Regions from separate parts of the Homo sapiens genome. Here region 1 is linked to region 2. Evidence: chromatin contacts called from ENCODE POLR2A ChIA-PET data. All regions are on one chromosome and are shown on one strand. The core of a region is the stretch at or near the end of the contact, and the rest is flanking DNA. Distances in the headings are between cores, read along the strand shown.

What was found. ChIA-PET counts read pairs that join two places held with the same protein, here RNA polymerase II (POLR2A).
Region 1: POLR2A ChIA-PET joins it to region 2 with 16 read pairs in B cell. The contact joins the promoter of TAF1D here to the promoter of LINC02728 in region 2. POLR2A ChIA-PET finds 5 or more read pairs at or near these places in 2 of 52 experiments (B cell and OCI-LY7).

Annotation. Positions count from the first base shown.
Region 1 is chr11:93,738,277-93,743,161 of GRCh38, forward strand. It overlaps TAF1D (TATA-box binding protein associated factor, RNA polymerase I subunit D), which reads right to left and starts at 3,219. Exons shown (of 6, transcript NM_024116.4): 1 at 3,046-3,219; 2 at 961-1,055; 3 at 1-223. The coding sequence starts at 1,028. It overlaps C11orf54 (chromosome 11 open reading frame 54), which reads left to right and starts at 3,396. Exons shown (of 9, transcript NM_001286069.2): 1 at 3,396-3,452. RefSeq lists enhancers at 1-841, 2,879-3,388, 3,517-4,202, 3,969-4,088, 4,609-4,885.
Region 2 is chr11:78,428,540-78,433,221 of GRCh38, forward strand. LINC02728 (long intergenic non-protein coding RNA 2728) reads right to left here and starts at 1,297. Exons shown (of 4, transcript NR_120564.1): 1 at 1,161-1,297.

The DNA of each region.
Region 1 (4,885 bases), core at 1,969-4,468, about 15 Mb after region 2:
CCTCTTTTTCTTTTTTTTATATCTCTTTTTCCTGTTCTTGAATCTTTCAAAAATAGCTTTTATAGTCAATGGTATTGGTTCAAAAGATGAGTCACTTGATGAATCACTTGCGTGAACACTTTCAGGTGTACGAACAAATTTTCGAATGGGGTTTCTTTTCTCCCCTTTAGGTGAGTAAGGGATACACTGAGTTTTAAATAAGCTGCTATCAGAAGAGTTATCACTAGAAAAATGGGAAAAAAATTAATTTCATCTTCTTTTCTTACTGCTTATTACCATTAATACCCAGTCCTAAATGTACATTTCTTCCAAGACCAACTCAGAAAACATGCCCAGAATTAAAAATTTTTTAAAGGATGGGCTCAGAACCAGCTAGCCTTTCTACTGATCATCCTATTTAAATAGCCCATAATGCTACAGCTCTTATTAAAGAGTTTTGTAGACATCGTCTTGCTGTCACCCAGACTGGAGTGCAGTGGTGCAATCACAGCTCACTGCAACCTCAAACTCCTGGAAACTCCAGGGATGCTCCTGCCTCAGCCTCCCAAGTAGCTAGCTAGGACTAATGGCATGCACCACTATGCTCAGCTTACAAAAAAACTGTATCTTTCAAGACAATGTATGAGCTCCAAAAGGCTGTATGGTTCGGTTCACTGCTAAGAGTGTCTGAGTAAAACAAACACAGCCTACCGAACCGGAGGATGTAGTCTGGAAGAGATGCTAATATGACCCAAAGAATACATTTTTTCTCGACGAATGTGTCCCATAATATATTCACATTTTGAATTTAAAGTATTTGCAATGCTATTATATCAATCTATGTAACTAGATAAACTTGGAAGGTCAGTGAAATCTAGTTTTCCTTCTTTCCCAATTCCTGAAAATTATCTTTACTGTCACTCATTATATACAATAGTTTCTCATAATTCAGATACAATAAACATGATTGAATCCACTCACCTTCGATTTGCAAGTTCCACAGCATCAGATGTCACATGGTCAAGAGAATCTATTCCTGATTTATCCATCAATTGCTCTTTGTTTTAAACAGTTTTCTGAAATTATGAAATTTAGTAAATATGACAAAGCTTCCCTAAATATTGACAGTATCTACTACAGTGTTGAACGTGGTCAGACTATGCCAATGATTTCAGGCGAAATCATTTACCAAGGTTAAGCTTCTTATCCATTTCAGATCAGTTTCTTTAAAAAGAAATCCAGAAATTCTATTCACAGGTTCTTTCAGTTGTTACCCTCTAAATGTATTCAACGCAACAAGATTCCAAAAAAGTACCGTCCCTTCCAACAAAAGCATCTTTCAATATAAGTAAAAAATGTAGTTTTATCATTAGCCACATATTTTAACGTACAATTACCAATACAGTATTAATGTACAATTAAAAGCCGTTTTCCAAGATCAAAGGGGGAATTCCTAAAGCAAAGTGTGCCCTATATAAACCAGGAAAAGGATCTCCAATCAATAAACCATTTTAAACTCCTAATCACCTCTCCATTATAATTCCTAGATTCTTCATTCCTAGATTCATTTAAGCAACTGAACTTTGTCATATTGTATCTTTGCCATTATTGGTGGAAACTGACAAGTTCTGAATTCTCAACCTTTTTCAATGAACTATCATAATTCTTGTGTCTTCATCCCCATGGTAGAGAGTATACAACATACCAAAAAAAAAAAAAAAAAAAAAGAAAAAGATTCCTTCTTGTGAGCTAAAAGAAAAAAGAAAAACAGGTTGGTCTGGGTGGCTCAGGCCTGTGTAACACAGCACTTTGGGAGGTCGAGGCGGGCGGATCGCTTGAGCCCAGGAGCTCAAGACCAACCTGGGCAACGTGGTGAAACTCCGTCTCTACAAAAAATACGGAAATTAGCCAGAATAGTGGCGCGCGCCTGTGGTCAGGAGGCTGGGGTAGGTGGAATACCTGAGCCTGGGAGGTGGAGCTTGTATGTAGTGAGCCTCAGCAACACAAGGAGACCCTTGTCTCTACAAAAAATTCTTAAAATACTGGCTAGGTGTGTTGGCCCGTGCCTTTGCTCCCAGCCACTCGGGAGGATCGCTTAAGCCGCGGTGGAGGTTGCTGTTAGCCGAGATTGCACCACTGCACTCCAGCCTGGACGACAGAGCAAGACCCTGTCTCAGGAAAAAAAAAAAAAAAAAAAAAAAAAAAAAAAAAGGCATGGCAACAAAAATTAAAGATAACTACTTATTTCATTATTGTACATGCCTTAGTCAATCTCTTGTCTCATTCTGTAGCTTCTTGGGACCTGACATGAGTCATTACATATAAATCCTAGGATGAACTAGCAAAATATTTAAAATATGAAACGATAAGGTCACCAAGAGCTCAGATTTGTTAAATGCCCCCTGTGGTATTTTCCTGGTACAAGGTCTTACTAGTTTTTTTAAGTACAAGATTCTACAAAGTCATTAAATATCGAATGCTCAAAAACGGAATTCAACAAAAATTTGCCCCCATGCTTTAACGGTATACCTGTAGTTAATTTTTTTTAAAAGTAGGGATTATCAAAATAAAGCTAGCTCAATAATCACTTTTTCGAAGTGTTTAGAAGACACTCCTACTTGGGTGTCGATGCCTCCGTGGGGATTCTGCAATTCTTAGAGGCCACGTGGGCAGAGAGCGGCGCTTTACCCGGAGCTAACGCTGTGACCACCAGCGCCTCTCACCCGGCAGCGCCTAACCTGCAGAAAACCGGCGCGAGTAATGGGTACCTCACATACGAAGGTTAAATCATTTAAATCACGTAATAAGGTTAAACTTGTCCGCAACACGATTTAACACCTCCATCTCAAGATATAATGAAGCCCGTCCACACTACAACCACGTTTGTGTGGGACTCATACCAGCCGCGTGGCGCGGAGTGGCCTGCGGCCGTGATCCCTTCACCCTCTCGGACCGACTTCGGAGTCTCGATCCTCCGGACCAACGAAGGGGCCCCGGGAAACCCCAGATATGCAACGCCTCCCCCGCCCGCCAGGCCCGGACGGCCTCGCCCTCTTAGCAACCTACCTAAAACGGCCTCGCAGTGGCCCCAACCGCGCACTTGCTGCTTGTAACCCAGGCCTCGGCCCAAAACCCGCGACTGGCCTGGTGTCCTAGAGCTCTGTACACACCACCCTCCCGACCTCAGCCCTCCAACTCCCGATAACCAGCCGACCTCCTCCAACCGTGCGGAAGAAAAGGGTTGGCTATTTCCGTGGCCCAAGTAATAGTCAGGCCGAAATCTCGCGATACAACTTAGCTTCCGGGAAGAAGGCGAGCGGTGGGAGGAGACGCGACGTGGGGGCGCCATTTTTCTCGCCGCGCAGGGAGGACTGACTAACGTGGGCGGAGCTCTAGCTCGCGTATTCTGAGGAGGCGGGGTTGGCCTAGGCGAAGATCCGGACTCTGGGTGTTTTGCTACCGTGACCGTTTAGGTGAGTGGAATAGCCAAGAACATTTCGGCAAATAACAAAAACAAAACGTGCGGTCACTTGTGAGTGGATGAGAACTGTGAGGAAACAGCCTCTCAGCCCGGTTCGTTTCCGGTGGTCTCGCGTTTGCTGAGCTGTCGCCTGGCTTTCTAAATCTGGTCCCGGGTGTGTGGCGAGGGTGACGGGTGGGATGTGTGCCTGAGTGTTTTGTAATCCTTTGTCTATTTCTGCCTTCAGAAACCCTTGTGTGTTAAAATATTGGAGAAGGCTCATTCTTTGACCATGACTCGAAGTGTGTAACCTTTGTGCTGGACGCCAGTGTTATTCCATAGCACGCCCAGGTCTCCTCCCCACTTTTGCACCTGTTTCGTAAGCTCACCCTTTCTGCCTCCCAGGAGTTGGCTAACATGTCACAAGTGAGACCTGTGGAGGATTTGTTTTTCCTAAGTTTCCTCCTACATCCCCCCTGCCCCACACCATTAGTTCCTTGACCGGTTCCTGAGTTAAGATTAAACAGTGTAAACTAGTTTAGTTTTGGTGGGGTTTTTTTCTCCCAAAGTAATTTTTTTTTTTTTGAGACCGAGTTTCGCTCTTGTTGCCCAGGCTGGAGTGCAACGGTGCGATCTTGGCTCACCGCAACATCTGCTTCCCGGGTTCAAGCGATTCTCCTGCCTCAGTCTCCCCAGTAGCTGAGATTACAGGCGTGCGCCACCATGCCCAGCTAATTTTTGCATTTTTAGTAGAGGCGGGGGTTTCTCCATGTTGGTCAGGCTGGTCTCAAACTCCCGACCTCAGGTGATCCTCCCGCCTCGGCCTCCCAAAGTAATTTTAAAAAGGAATGAACTGGTTTGATTTTTCCGCTTTCAAAATTCTGTTTTCATATGATAAACCACAAAAATCAGTAAAGCTGTCTAGTCTTATTTTATAGTTCACATTTTAGGATTGAACGGGCCTTAAAAGTAATCTGGTCTCTTTACCTGCTTTGCTCCATAGTTTGGACAATTCCGGGGATAAAAAGTCCGATCCTTTAGGCAGCCCACTGCATTTGATCCACAGGGTCTGGGCAATGACGAAGCTCCAGGACTGGTATGGCATGTCCCTCACTGCCGTATTCAGCAGCAAGCCTAGCTGTGTAATTTGTGAGGCTCAATGCAAAATGAAAATGCAGCGTCCCTTGTTCAAAAAGAAGGGGAAAAGTGCTATTAAAGGGAAGGAACATTTAACTCCTAATGCAGAATCATTGAAATTTCACATTTCATTTTGTATTTTTTCTTTTTTCTTTTTTTTTTTAGAAACAGAGTCTCGCTCTGTCGCCCAGGCTGGAGTGCAGTGTGGCCCGATCTCAGCTCACTGCAACCCCCACCTCCCGGGCTCAAGAGATCCACCCACCTCAGCTTCCCAAGTAGCTGGGACTACACGCGCCCGCCACCACAACC
Region 2 (4,682 bases), core at 47-2,546:
AGAGATAAAAGTTGAGAGGTGTGGTAGTTTCTACACTGCAAGGGTTCCAAGGGGTATCACTGCAGGCTGGCCTTCCCATCCTTGATAGAGACACATAAAAACCAGCTCAAGCATGCAGAGAAAACAGGTAACTTCTTCAATGAGCAGATTTGTATAATTATTACTTACCGTTTAGTGTAAAAATATTAAAATCTCACTGCAGGTTTCTCAGTACAGAATTAAAATACTTACACTAGAATTACTCAGGGTGACTGTTTAAAACAATGTAAATTGTGAGCTAGTTCCATCACAGACCTACTGAATCAGATCTTCTGGTGGGAGTAAGATAATGTGAATTTTTAATACGCTCCGCAGTGATTCACATACACAGTAAACTTTGACAAGACTGTACAGAATGGGAGTCTCTGAGAGCAGGGAGTATGTCCTATTTGTCTCAGCACTCATAGAATCTAGCACGGGGATTGGGAGAGTGAGAGCTCAATAAAAGTTTATTGAACTAAACTGAATACACCTAATATACCTAAGAGTCTTTAAAGCAAAAGTCACTCAATTCCACTACCCTGTAATCCATTTTTTCCATATTCTAGTCTATGTACACAGGTTTTACACTGTTGTAATTGCAAACTCACCATTTTAGATTGTATTTTTCAATATATTTTCTCTTACAATTTTTAATGGCTGTAAAACATTCCACCCAACATGAATAAGTATCTCTGTTCATATAGATTTTGAGTTTTGAAAAGGTTTTCCTTAGGGGACCTTACATTTGTGCAGTGCTTGTCAGTTTATGAAACCCTTTCACACAATCTTCATTGCTTTCACAACACTCTGTAAGATAAGCATTATCCTCATTTTGCAGCTGGGTATACAGACTCAAAGATTAATTAACTTGCTCAAGCTTCTACACCTAGTAAGTGGAATGTCAGATTAAACCAGGATCTTCTCACTATGCATTTAATGCCCTTTCCAAGGCACCAAATAATTGGACCCAACAGTTTCCTGATGCAAAAACCTGTAATTTAAAATGTGGCAGATGGAAATTACATTTAAAGAGAACATTGGTCAGCTATATCCTAACTATATAGGAATCAGCTCCTGCCTCTTGGGGTATGGCAAAGAAAATGCATATATTAGTTGACAACTTCTGTGTAAGAACTTACTGTTCTTCAGCAATGCCTCATAACGCTGTCTGTATACGATCCAAGCCCATTTCTGCAATCCTCACATGAAGGGAGTTGGGACTGTCCCTGAACACTCTGACACTGTAATTAAAGTTCTTCGGCAACCACCACAGGCTGTAAGGCAGATAGGAAGGAGGCAGTGGAGACTTGAAAGCTCTTCTAAGATTGGTATCACAGGAAACTTGGGTAGCAGCTGAGTGAACAGGAGAGGGAAGCTTTTATGTACCAATAGAAATGCCCATTATAAGGACACACGACCTGATGAATAACAGAGGGGTGCAGCACTTCAGGGAAGGACAGACAGTCCACCTGAGCAGTTAGAGGTTCTATACTGGAAAACAGGAGGAGTTGTGTTTCTATTTTATTCCATTTGCATGATACAGAGAGACAGGTTTCCTTATTCTCAGGTAGAAGTTTCTAACAACCAGAGCTCTCTGAGGAGAGAAAAACTTCTTGGCTGGGTGTGGTGGCTCAAACTTGTAATCCCAGCACTTTGGGAGGCTGAGGGAAGCGGACTACTTGAGCCCATGAGTTTAAGACCAGCCTGGGCAACAAAGTGAGACCCTGTCTCTATAAAAAATTAGCTAGATGTGGTGGCACATACCTGTGATCCCAGCTACATGGGAGGCTGAGGATTGCTTGGGCCCAGGAGGTCGAGGCTGCATTGAGCCATGTACACATCACTGCACTTAAGCCTGAGCGACAAAGCAAGACCGTTTCCAAAAAATAAGGCTAGGCACAGTGGCTCATGCCTGTAATCCCTGCCCTTTCAGAGGCCAAAGTGGGAGGACTGCTTGAGCCCAGGAGTTCAAGACCAGCCTGGGCAACATGGCAAAACCCTGTCTCTACAAAAAATACAAAAATTAGCTGGGTGTGGTGGCTTGTGCCTGTGGTCCCAGCTACGTGGGAGGCTGAGGCAGAAGGATCACTTGAGCCTGGGAGGCTGAGGCTGCAGTGAGCTGTGATCACGTCACTGCACTCTAGCCTGAGTGAGAGAGTAAGACCCTGTCTCTAAATAAATAAATAAATAAATAAATAAATAAAAGATCTCTATTAAGATAGTGAGTTCCTATTCAGTGAAGCTACAATAGGTAAATTACTAGGAATCAGGAGAAATACAGAGGGGAGTAGTTCATATATCATAAACGGGAAGAATTATCTTCTTTCCAAGATTTTTCAAAACTAGGTTCCTAGGAAAATGGCAAACCAGCAATTCTTATTGAGCTAGTGTGTAGAGAAAGTTATGAATCAAAGAATCACAGTTGTAGATGGCTCAGGTTCGGCAAAATACAGTTCCAGCTGTGTACATGGGCACCTGTTGCAGAAAAAAAACCTTTGTTACACAGGCTCACCATGTATCTATTTTCAGATTATTACCTTGAAAAATCAAAGGTCTGTGACTTCGAGGAAGATATTAATAATTCCTATCAAAGTTTCTTTCATGTATCTTTCTATCCACAATTCAAAGATGATCCTAAAAGGAAGGTGGCAAATGTGAGTATAAACTGATAACAAATTGAGGCACAATGAGCTTAAGTACATTGCTGGGTCTAGGATCCTTTACCCCATTTTTAGTGTTTCTCTTTACTCCAATGTATTTGAGATCAAACATCATCTTCCTTCACATTCTCCTGTCCCTTCACCCTGGGTAGAACAAGGTCAAGGTGAGTATTTTGCGACACATTCAGTAAACTCTGGGGCTTAAGATGCAAGATTCTTTGGTTATTAGGTTTTATGTTTTTTGGTTTCTCTGGAAGCTGAGGGCAGTGAATTTTATTTGCAGTCTTTCTCTCAGTATTAGGAACTTTCGATTTTTTTTTTTTTTTTTTTTGAGACAGAGTCTCGCTCTTTTGCCTAGGCTGGAGTGCAGTGGTGTGATCTCGGCTGACTGCAAGTTCCGCCTCCCGGGTTCATGCCATTCTCCTGCCTCAGCCTCCTGAGTAAGCTGGGACTACAGGCGCCTGCCACCACACCCGGCTAATTTTTTTTTTTTTTTTTTTTTTTTTTTTTTTGTAGAGACAGGGTTTCACCGTGTTAGCCAGGATGGTCTCAATCTCCTGACCTTGTGATCTGCCGGCCTTGGCCTCCCAAAAGGAACTTTGAATTTTTATAACAAATAAACCAAATAAATTTCATGACCAGTAAGATACAAAGGAACAAAGTCCACAATGTATTGTCTTGATAACTAAGAAAATAAGATACATGAAACATGTTTGTGAACTGTAAAGCAATGCCTAAATAATAGTCATGTTATTAGTAACAATTATGAACAGTAAAGGTATAGCAGAAAATTTTTGAAAAGTCATGAGCTATGTTAATTCAATGACCAGCTGCCTGAATGACAGTTTAAAAACCACCTAAACTCCTGGTGTCTTCTTTATAAAGGTCCCCCAGAAACTATCCAGTGTGCTGATAATGGCTAGAAATTCGCTGGACTCCATTTATGGTAATGCTGGGTCCAAACTGCACAACAGCTAACTGGAGCCTTAGTTGATCACAGGCCAATCTAGGGCTCCTGGCAACAGTAGAATGTCCAAGTTCAGGGAGGGATGCTGACCATGACTTAAAATACTTTCTTACAAAAGCCATACTAAATCATTTCAATACAGTGATTAAGGTTGCTTTGGGCCCTTTTCTTTTTCTTTTTTTTTTTTTTTGAGATGGAGTCTTGCTCTGCTGCCCCCCGCTGGAGTGCAATGGCACCATCTCGGCTCACTGAAACCTCCGCCTCCCAAGTTCCAGCAATTCTCCTGCCTCAGCCTCCCAAGGAGCTGGGATTACAGGAGCCTACCACCACAGCTAGCTAATTTTTGTATTTTTAGTAGAGATGGGTTTCATCATGTTAGTCAGGCTGGTCTCGAACTCCTGACCTCAGGTGATCCGCCTGTCTTGGCCTCCCAAAGTGCTGGGGTTACAGGTATGAGCCACCGTGCCCGGCCCGCTTTCTGCCCTTTTCTTAACGCTTTTACTATCTTTTAATTCTGAAGATTAACTGGGGAGAAATTATAATCAGATGTTACTCTCACCTGTTTTTTTAATTATACATAGATTGCAGACTGAATACAAATATTGATCAGAAGCCAAAACACCCCACACATTACTTATCAATCAACCCAGGCCAATCTGTCTTTCAACTGTACATTTTTGTGTTCTTGCCTCACCACTTAGTAAAATAAACATAAGAATAAATAGCAATCCAATCCAAATAAGCATCTCTCATCTATAATTATCTGAAGCAACGGATTTAAAGATGGGTAGAGTTAATCCACCTCACCAAGTACATCTTCAATGCCTGTTCAGTCATGCTTCAATGTCTACATTCAATTTATAGAGAATATGAATATATAACATTGTAGAGGGAGGCTTCTGGCAGATCCAGTCTGACAAGAACAAAAGGTCAAATAGTTCTTTTGCTATTCTGTGACAGTTGAAGAGTCTCTGGGTTGGAGAGTTATGTCTAGATCTGGAATGGATCACTCACACAATTAAGTTCTTGTCAGA